Regions from separate parts of the Homo sapiens genome. Here region 2 is linked to region 1. A link is an interaction called in ENCODE POLR2A ChIA-PET data of the cell type or tissue named here. Cell type or tissue: B cell. All regions are shown on one strand. Each heading gives the region's core, and the rest is flanking DNA. Links, peaks and the distances in the headings are about the cores only.

The links. Peaks named below come from ENCODE experiments on the same cell type or tissue, not always from the same donor. Only the 100,000 strongest peaks of a DNase experiment are listed, where the experiment ranks them.
Region 2: POLR2A ChIA-PET joins it to region 1 with 5 read pairs; 9 of 35 experiments call an interaction of 5 or more read pairs at or near these places.

The regions. Positions count from the first base shown.
Region 1 is chr20:37,274,397-37,278,790 of GRCh38, reverse strand. No RefSeq gene overlaps it. Among named protein-coding and RNA genes, the nearest start is that of MANBAL, 13 kb to the left of the region's middle. RefSeq lists a silencer at 1,378-1,427. In B cell, for the core only: no CTCF peak of the experiment used is centred there; DNase peaks (open chromatin) are centred at 1,600, 1,980 and 3,550; H3K4me3 peaks cover 677 bases; H3K27ac peaks cover 2,977 bases.
Region 2 is chr20:37,166,645-37,171,038 of GRCh38, reverse strand. MROH8 (maestro heat like repeat family member 8) reads left to right here. Exons shown (of 25, transcript NM_152503.8): 5 at 2,796-2,918. Among named protein-coding and RNA genes, the nearest start is that of RPN2, 10 kb to the left of the region's middle. In B cell, for the core only: no CTCF peak of the experiment used is centred there; no DNase peak of the experiment used is centred there.

The DNA of each region.
Region 1 (4,394 bases), core at 247-4,246:
ATTTTTTGTACTTTTTTGTAGAGATGGGGTTTTACCATGTTGGCCAGGCTGGTCTTGAACTCCTGGGCTCAAGTGATCTACCCACCTTGGCCCCCCAAAGTGCTGGGCTTAGAAGAGTGAGCCACCGCACCCAGCCAGGAGTTCTTTTTATTTTTATTTAATTTTAAAAATTAAATAAAATTTAATTTAATTAAGTTAAAGATAATTTAAGCCAGGCACGATTGCTCACACCTGTAATCCCAGCACTTTGGGAAGCCAAGGCAGGTGGATTGCTGGAGCCCAGAAGTTCGAGACTAGCTTGGGCCACATGGTGAAACTCCTTCTCTACAAAAAATATGCAAAAAATTGCTAGGCGCGGTGGCTCATGTCTGTAATCCCAGCACTTTGGGAGGCCGAAGCGGGAGGATCACGAGGTCAGGAGATTGAGACCATCCTGGCTAAAACGGTGAAACCCCGTCTCTACTAAAAATACAAAAAATTAGCCGGGCATGGTGGCGGATGCTTGTAGTCCCAGCTACTCAGGAGGCTGAGGCAGGAGAATGGAGTGAACACGGGAGGCAGAGCTTGCAGTCAGCCGAGATCACGCCACTGCACTCCAGCCTGGGCAACAGAGCGAGACTCCATCTCAAAAAAAAAAAAATATATATATATATATAAAATTAACCGGGTATGGTGGTGCATGCCTGGAGTTCCAGCCACTCAGGAGACTGAGGTGGGAGAAGCACCTGAACCCTGGAAGTTGAGGCTGCAAAGCCGAGATTGTGCCACTGCACCCCAGCCTGGGTGTCGGAGTGAGACTGTATCTCCATAAATAAATAAATAAAATTCATTTAATTTAAATTATTTAATTTTTGAAATATTATTTTTTTAGAACCAGGGTCTCGCTGTGTTGTGCAGGCTGGAATGCTGCGGCAGTCATAGCTCACTGCAGCCTTGAACTCCTAGGTCAAGCAGTCCTCCCACCTTAACCATCAAGTAGCTGGGACTACAGGCTCGTGCCATCACAGCCAGCTAATTTGCTTGCTTTGTTTTTTGTAAAGATGAGGTCTCGCTATGTTGCCCAGGCTGGTCTTGAACTCCTGGGCTCAAGCGATCCACCCACCCGGGCTTCCCAAAGTGCTGGGATTACAGGCGTGAGCCACCGCACCTGGCCTATAGAGGTTTTTGTATTATTCTTGCAACTTTTCTAAAAGCTCAATGTTGTTTCAAAATTAGACATTTTTTTAGAAACATGTAAATCACATAATACACATAAATTCATTAAATACATTAAAGAATGATAAAATCACATAAATACATTAAGAATGATAACAGTGAGGAGCACTATTTTTTAAAAGTGACTAATGACGTAAGAACTTAAAATGGAGTGGTTTGTCTTATCAGAAGGCCAAGGAGGGCTTCCTGGAGGCAACACATTTAAGCTAAGGTCTGAGTGGAAGTTGATCGGGGGAAAGAGCTGCCTTCCAGGGAGAGGACACAGCAGAGGCCATGCAGCAAGAAAGAACAGAGCACCTTGGAGGAACTGAAAAAAGAAATCAGAGCAGCTGGAGCCAAGAGCCACACAGCCCCTCCTTCCTCACGTGATGATGAGCCGGACAGAGGGCAAGGTGTCAGGAAAGGGCTTCTCTTCTGGCCCAGGATGGGGTCTGTTTTGTTTTTCCTCTGCCCTTTCGGGTTCAAGTTCTTCTGCAACTTCCTCTGGCTCCCCTCCAATCTCAAGTTCTTCAGACTCTGCTCAAATGCAGTTCCCCAGGTCAAGGTCCCAGAATCCCAGCAACATATGGCAACTGGACCTGCCGGCTTTCACAGCCCCCTCCCCTTTAGCTCCATCTCAGCCCCACATCCCTGGTCCCCATCCGTCAACCCCTTTACCTGCCATTAAAATGAAACAAAACAACAAAAAAAAACACATTGGGCTGTTGTTTCAACTTATTTCTTCAATTTGCTTCCTGAGCCTCAGGCAGCTGGCTCCATCTGTGGACGGCTCTGTGCAGTTTCCACGTGCTCTCCGTCTACCATCCATTTCCAGAGAGCTCACGTAGTGCTGCGTTTCAGATTTCCTCTGGGGCGTCAGCCAAGAGCAACGCTGGGTGATTTTGTAGCATGAACCTGCATCATCAACACATGGCATCCTTCACCGAGGTTAGCCAAGTATTCTTTTTTTTGTTTGTTTGTTTTAAGACAGAGTCTCACCTGTTGCCCAGGCTGGAGTGTAGTGGTGTGATCTCGGCTCACTGCAACCTCTGCCTCCTGGGTTCAAGCGATTCTCCTGCCTCAGCCTCCCTAGTAGCTGGGATTACAGGCACGCGCCACCACACCCTGCTAATTTTTGTATTTTTAGTAGAGACGAGGTTTTGCCATGTTGGCCAGGTTGGTCTTGAACTCCTGATCTCAAGTGATCCACCCGCCTCGGCCTCCCAAAGTGCTGGGATTGCAGGGCACGAGCCACCGCTCCCGGCCTATCCAAGCATTTTGCAGATGCAGTGTAACATTGAGCCAAATCCTAGTAACGCTTTCTAAACCCCAGGAAGTAAGCACTGTTTCACTAGGTATTCACTGAATCAGAGAACTCGACTCTTAAAGGAAATGATGAGGTCTTATGGTCTAATACCCTCACTTTACAGACAGCTCAGGTAAGTCAAGGAATTTGCCCAAGGTCACAGAGCAATTTCATGGAGGAGCTGGACCAATATATATATTTTTTTTTTTAAGAAAAAGTCTCACTTTGTTGCCCAGGCTGGAGTGCAGTGGCACGATCTCAGCTCAATGCAAACTCCACCTCCACGGCTCAAGCAATTCTCGTGCCTTGGTCCCCCAAGTAGCTGGGATTACAGTGCTTGCCAACATGCCTGGCTAATTTTTGTATTTTTAGTAGAGACCACACCTGGCTAATTTATTTTTTTTTTCTTTTGAAATGGAGTCTTGCTCTTGTCACCCAGGCTGGAGTACAGTGGCACGATCTCGGCTTACTGCAGCCTCCACCTCCCAGGTTCAAGCTATTCTCCTGCCTCAGCCTCCTGAGTAGCTGGGATTACAGGCGCACGCCACCACGCCCTGCTAATTTTTGTACTTGTAGTAGATACGGGGTTTCGCCATGTTGGCCAGGCTGGTCTCAAACTCTTGACCTCAGGTGATCCGCCTGCCTCGGCCTCCCAAAGTGCTGGGATTAAAGGCATGAGCCACCGGCTAATTTTTGTATTTTTAGTAGAGACGGGGTTTCACCAGTCTGAGTCTCAAACTTCTGACCTCAAGTGATCCACCTGCGTCGGCCCCCCAAAGTGCTGGGATTACAGATGTAAGCCACTGCACCTGGTCTAGAAATCTGATTTCTTGATGCCTAGTAGAAGGTCAGTGTCCACAATAACCAGTTAATAATCAATGGACATGACCTCTCAGGAAGCTGGGATTCTGAATAGCAGCAACTGAAGAGCCTTTATCTAAGAAGTGAGCAGTTTGCACAGCCTTGTGGGAAATAAACCCCATGCCTCTATCTCATTGCATTTAGCAATACTGTATTTGTTGTGTTATTTTTATCCATTTGGTTTCACTCTAGCCCGGGTTCCTATTTCTCATTTATGACTAAAGACCCTCGCATGAGGAAAGGGGAAGTCAGAAAGAAAGAAGAGTCTTGTCTTTTGTACTCTGTAAACCTTTCCAGTCTTTTTTTTCTTCCTTTATAACATTTCCTTTCCAGAGCCAGACAAGCTTCTCAAATCTCCTGCATTTCCAACCCCCTGTTCGCCTTGGCTGTAATTATCTTGGGAAAATTTAAATTCCTTATCATGGCTTTGTGACAGTGCTGGCTCAAGATATACAAGCCCACTTCCATTCTGAGGTCTTGTCAGATTGTCCTCGATAGGTTTCCTTAATAGGAATTATTGTTAGATTTTTTTTTTAAAGTGTGATAATGGGATTGTGACTATGTCTAAAAAAGAGCCTTATCTTTCTGAGATACATACTGAAATATTTATCGATGAAATAATATGAAGTCTGTGGTTTTCTTCAATATATTCTAGTGGGAGAAGGAATGAAAAATAGGCTCACTTAATATGCTGGTCTCCCCTGCCTCTGTCCTGCAAGTTATTCTTTTTTTGTTTTTTTAGATGGAGTATCGCTCTGTCCCCCAGGCTGGAGTGCAATGACATGATCTCAGCTCACTGCAACCTGCCTCCCGGATTCAGGTGATTCTCCGGCCTCAGCCTCCCGAGTACCTGGGATTATAGGTGCCTGCCACCACACCCGGGTAATTTTTGTATTTTTAGTAGAGATGGGGTTTCACTACTTTGGCCAGGCTGGTCTCAAACTCCTGACCTCAGGAGATCCACCTGTCTCAGCCTCCCAAAGTGCTGGGATTGCAGGCGTGAGCCACCGCGCCTGGCCTCCTGCAAGTTCTT
Region 2 (4,394 bases), core at 92-4,091, 110 kb after region 1:
TGATTCCAGTTGTGTGACATTCTTGAAAAGACAAAACATGGTGATGCAGAACAGATTAGTGATTCCTAGGCATTAGGGTGGGGAGAGGATGTGACTAAAAAGGGATAGCAGGAGAGAAATTTAGGGGATGGTGGAACTGTTCGTATCCTGATTGTGGTGATGGTTACACATGTGTATGTGTGTGTTATAACACATGGAACCACATGCTTCCTGCCGAAATCAGTTTTACTGTATGATACATTTTTAAAAATCATGTTGTCACTTTGTACCGCATAAATATATACAACCATAATTTGTCAATTTACCAAAACACACACAAAACACACACATACACATACACACAAAACCACACAGAGCCTCCACTGGAAGGAGGATGAGGGAAACTTCAGGAATGCTAGTAATAATCTGTTGCTGGCTACAGGGTGTTTTTTGGTTTGTGAAAATCCACCAAACTGTACATTTTCTTTATGTAGAATACCAATGAAAAATAAAAATAAAACATTTAAAGCCAACATGTTGGCCTTCACTTTTGACTTCAGCTAATCCTTATACTTCATATCAGCATGGTTTTCTTTCGATTTCTTTGTAGTTAATGAAGGGCTTGGATTGCTGCCATGAATTGAAACAAAAAAGCCCATTACCTGCCTTGAGCTGATTCCACAGTCAGTCAGGGAAATAGATTAATAAGAAGGTCATTATGTCAGAGTATCGCAAGTGCTGTGATAGCAATTTATTCATGTGGTTTGTAGATACACTTAGAAAGGACACTGGACCAGCCAGGCGCAGTGGCTCACACCTGTAATCCCAGCACTTTGGTAGGCCAAGGTGGGCAGATCACGAGGTCAGGAGTTCAACACCAGCCTGGCTAACATGGTGAAACCCCCATCTCTACTAAAGATACAAAAAATTAGCCGGGCATGGTGGCAGGTGCCTGTAATCCCAGCTACTTGGGAGGCTGAGACAGGAGAATAGCTTGAACCTGGGAGGCGGAGGTTGCAGTGAGCCAAGATCATGCCATTGCACTCCAGCCTGGGCAACAGGGTGAGACTCTGTCTCAAAAGAAAAAAAAGAAAGGACACTGGACCCTGCTTCAGGAGCAAACGCATTCTCCAAGTCTTAAGATATATAGAGATTTTTTTTTTCTTTTTTGAGACAGAGTCTTGCTCTGTCACCCAAGCTATAGTTCAGTGGCGCGATTTTGGCTCATTGCAACCTCCGTCTCCCAGGTTCAAGCACACCTATAGTCCCAACTACTCAGGAGGCTGAAGTACAAGGATCCCATGAGCCCAGGAGATGTAGACTGCAGTGAGTGGTGATCACGCCACTGCACTCCAGCCTGGATGACAGAGCAAGACCCTGTCTTAAAAAAAAAAAAAAGGTTCTATGATAAATAGGAATTTTATATATATATGTATGTATGTATAATTAGAAAAGAGGCCGGGTGCAGTGGCTCACGCCTGTAATCCCAGCATTTTGGGAGGCCAAGGCAGGCAGATCATCTGAGGTCAGGAGTTCGAGACCAGCCTGGCCAAGATGATAAAACCCCATCTCTACTAAAAATACAAAAATTAGCTTGGTGTGGTGGTGCATGCCTGTAGTCCCAGCTACTTGGGAGGCTGTGGCAGGAGAATCACTTGAACCCAGGTGTACCACTGCAGTCCAGCCTGGGTGACAGAGCGAGACTCCATCTCAAAAAAAAAAAAAAAAAAAGAAAAAGAAAAAGAGAGGCCAGGCATGGTGGTTCTCACCTGTCATCCCGTCATCCCAGCACTTTGGGAAGCCAAGGCAGGTGGATCACTTGAGCTCAGGAGTTTGAGACCAGCCTGGGCAACATAATACAAATAATTAGCTGGACGTGGTGGTGCGTGCCTGTGGTCCCAGCTAGTTGGGAGGCTGAGGCGGGAGGATTGCTTGAGCCCAGGAGGTTGAGGTTGCAGTGAGCTGAGATCGTGCCACTGCACTCCAGCCTGGGTGACAGAGCGAGACTCCATGTCAAAAAAATAATAATAATAATAGTAATAATAAAATAAAAAAGAAAAAGAGAATGTTAGTACTGAGAGATTTTATTCTTCCAATCAGAACTTGGATTTTAATAGGAAATTTTAAAAGCAAAATAATGAATTTTTAATGACATTGAAAGAACTAGAAGTAACAGAATCAGAGAGGTCACCTTTAGGAAGCTTTTTTTTTTTTGAGATGGGATCTCACTCTGTCACCCAGGCTGGAGTGCAGCGGCACCATCTCAGCTCACTGCAACCTCCGCTTCCCAGGTTCAAGTGATTCTCGTGCCTCAGCCTCCCAAGTAGCTGGGACTACAGGCACAGGCACGCGCCACCACGCCTGGCTACTTTTTTGTATTTTTAGTAGAGACAGGGTTTCACCATGTTGGCCATGCTGGTCTGGAACTCCTGACCTCAGGTGATCTGTCCACCTCGGCCTCCTAAAGTGCTGGGATTACAGGCATGAGCCACCATGCCCAGCCTAGGAAGCTTAATCAGGCAACACTACACAGGACAGGCAGGTAGAAAAGCAAAGACTAAGAGTGGGGAAAGCCAGGATGGAACATGGAGCTGAGAGGAGAGCCGAGGTCTCAAAGCAAGGCAGGGCCAGCGGACAAGGAATTTCACTGAAATCTTCCGTAATTTACTCATTCTTTGTAATAAAAGACTGATATTGGGTTGAAAGAGATGTCAGATATTTAAAGCATTCCAAGAAACTTTTCAAAAACTCTCCACAGTTATTCAAATAAGATTATGACATATAATTGTATTTTTATCATTTTCCCACAAATTCAGGGTGAACTTGAAAAGCTGAAATTCCTAGGAGATCTGTCTTCTCTCAGCCAAGCTTTACCTTATGATGAAACCGCAAAATCATTCATTCACAGCCACATAGCAGACATTGTGCATACCTTAAATGTAAGTATTATGACCTTATCACAAATGATTGGGATCACACAAATTCAGTGACTTGGCCAAAGCATTTTTTAGTGGCTTCACCTATGTTATCAATTCACTTGAACTCTTCTAGTATCAGTATCTCCACATGGAGGAGAAATACTCATGGCCACCCCACACATGTAATCACCCTTGAAAACCAATTAAAAGAAGAGTAGAAAGGACAGGAACAGCATTTGAATTTCTCAGCAAGGCCAACGCTACATTCTCATGACTCAAGCAGTAGTTCCCAGACAGTCCCCATAATCGTATGCCTAGGTTCAGGGGACAGCCCTGCCTTTTTATAGCTGTGAAACTGTAGGAAATTACTTCACTTCTCAATGCCTCAGTTTCCTCCCCTATAAAACAAGAATAGCTATATCTACTTCACAGAGCTATTGTGACCATTAAATTCAAAATAAATATAAGCCATGTCCATGGTACCTAATACACACGAGCCACTTGAGAAACATGACTATATTATTGTTATCGTATTTTGTTCTATTTGTACTTACTCCAGCCACACTCTGCCACCAACTCATCCATTCATTCCCTCATTAAGTGCCTGACAGTTCCAGGAACTGTCTTGGGAATTTGGGCTACAAAGACAAAGAAGACAAAATCCCTATTTATGCAGCCAAGCAAGGTATAATAAAATGTCACAGGAACTGTGACAAGTTTAAATAGGCATATGGGGGGCTGAGAGTAGAGATTGAGTGGTCAGTTCCATGGCAAAGGATCCAGAAGGGCATTGCAAAGGAGCTGATGCACTCAAGCAAGTACTTCTTGGTGTTTTAGTTTTCTCATCTGTGAAATGTCTCCTTCAGTTTCTCTAAAGCTTTAAAATTCTGATGTTGAAATTTCTTACATACTCCAGAAATATGAGTAGTTCTTTCTCATATCACAGATCTATAAGGCTGATTAGACTGATAGCTTTTATAATTCAAGGCTAACCAGCTAACAGTTTTAAGTAATGGACAGTTACCAAGGATCTTCTATATCCAAACACACTGTGGTGCTTTGATAAAGGTTACGCATTTCCTGGAAACCTTAATCCTTGCCCTTGAAGGGTTTAGGATCCATCTGTAAGTAGCCATATTTCAAAAAGTAAATAGGTTGAGAACTATTCCAAATAATACATTAAGAAGAACAGGATGATATAATACAGGTTTAACAACAAAAAGCGGCGGCTCACATGTGTAATTCCAGCACTCTGGGAGGCCGAGGTGGGCGAATCACTTGCGGTCAGGAGATTGAGATCAGCCTGGCCAACATGGTGAAACCCCGTCTCTACTAAAAATACAAAAAATAGCCGGGCATGGTGGCAGGCGCCTGTAATCACAGCTTCTCCTGAGGCAGGAGAATTGCTTGAACCTGGGAGGTGGAGGTTGCAGTGAGCTGAGATGACACAACTGCACTCCAGCCTGGGCAACAGAGTGAGACTCTGTCTCAAAAAAG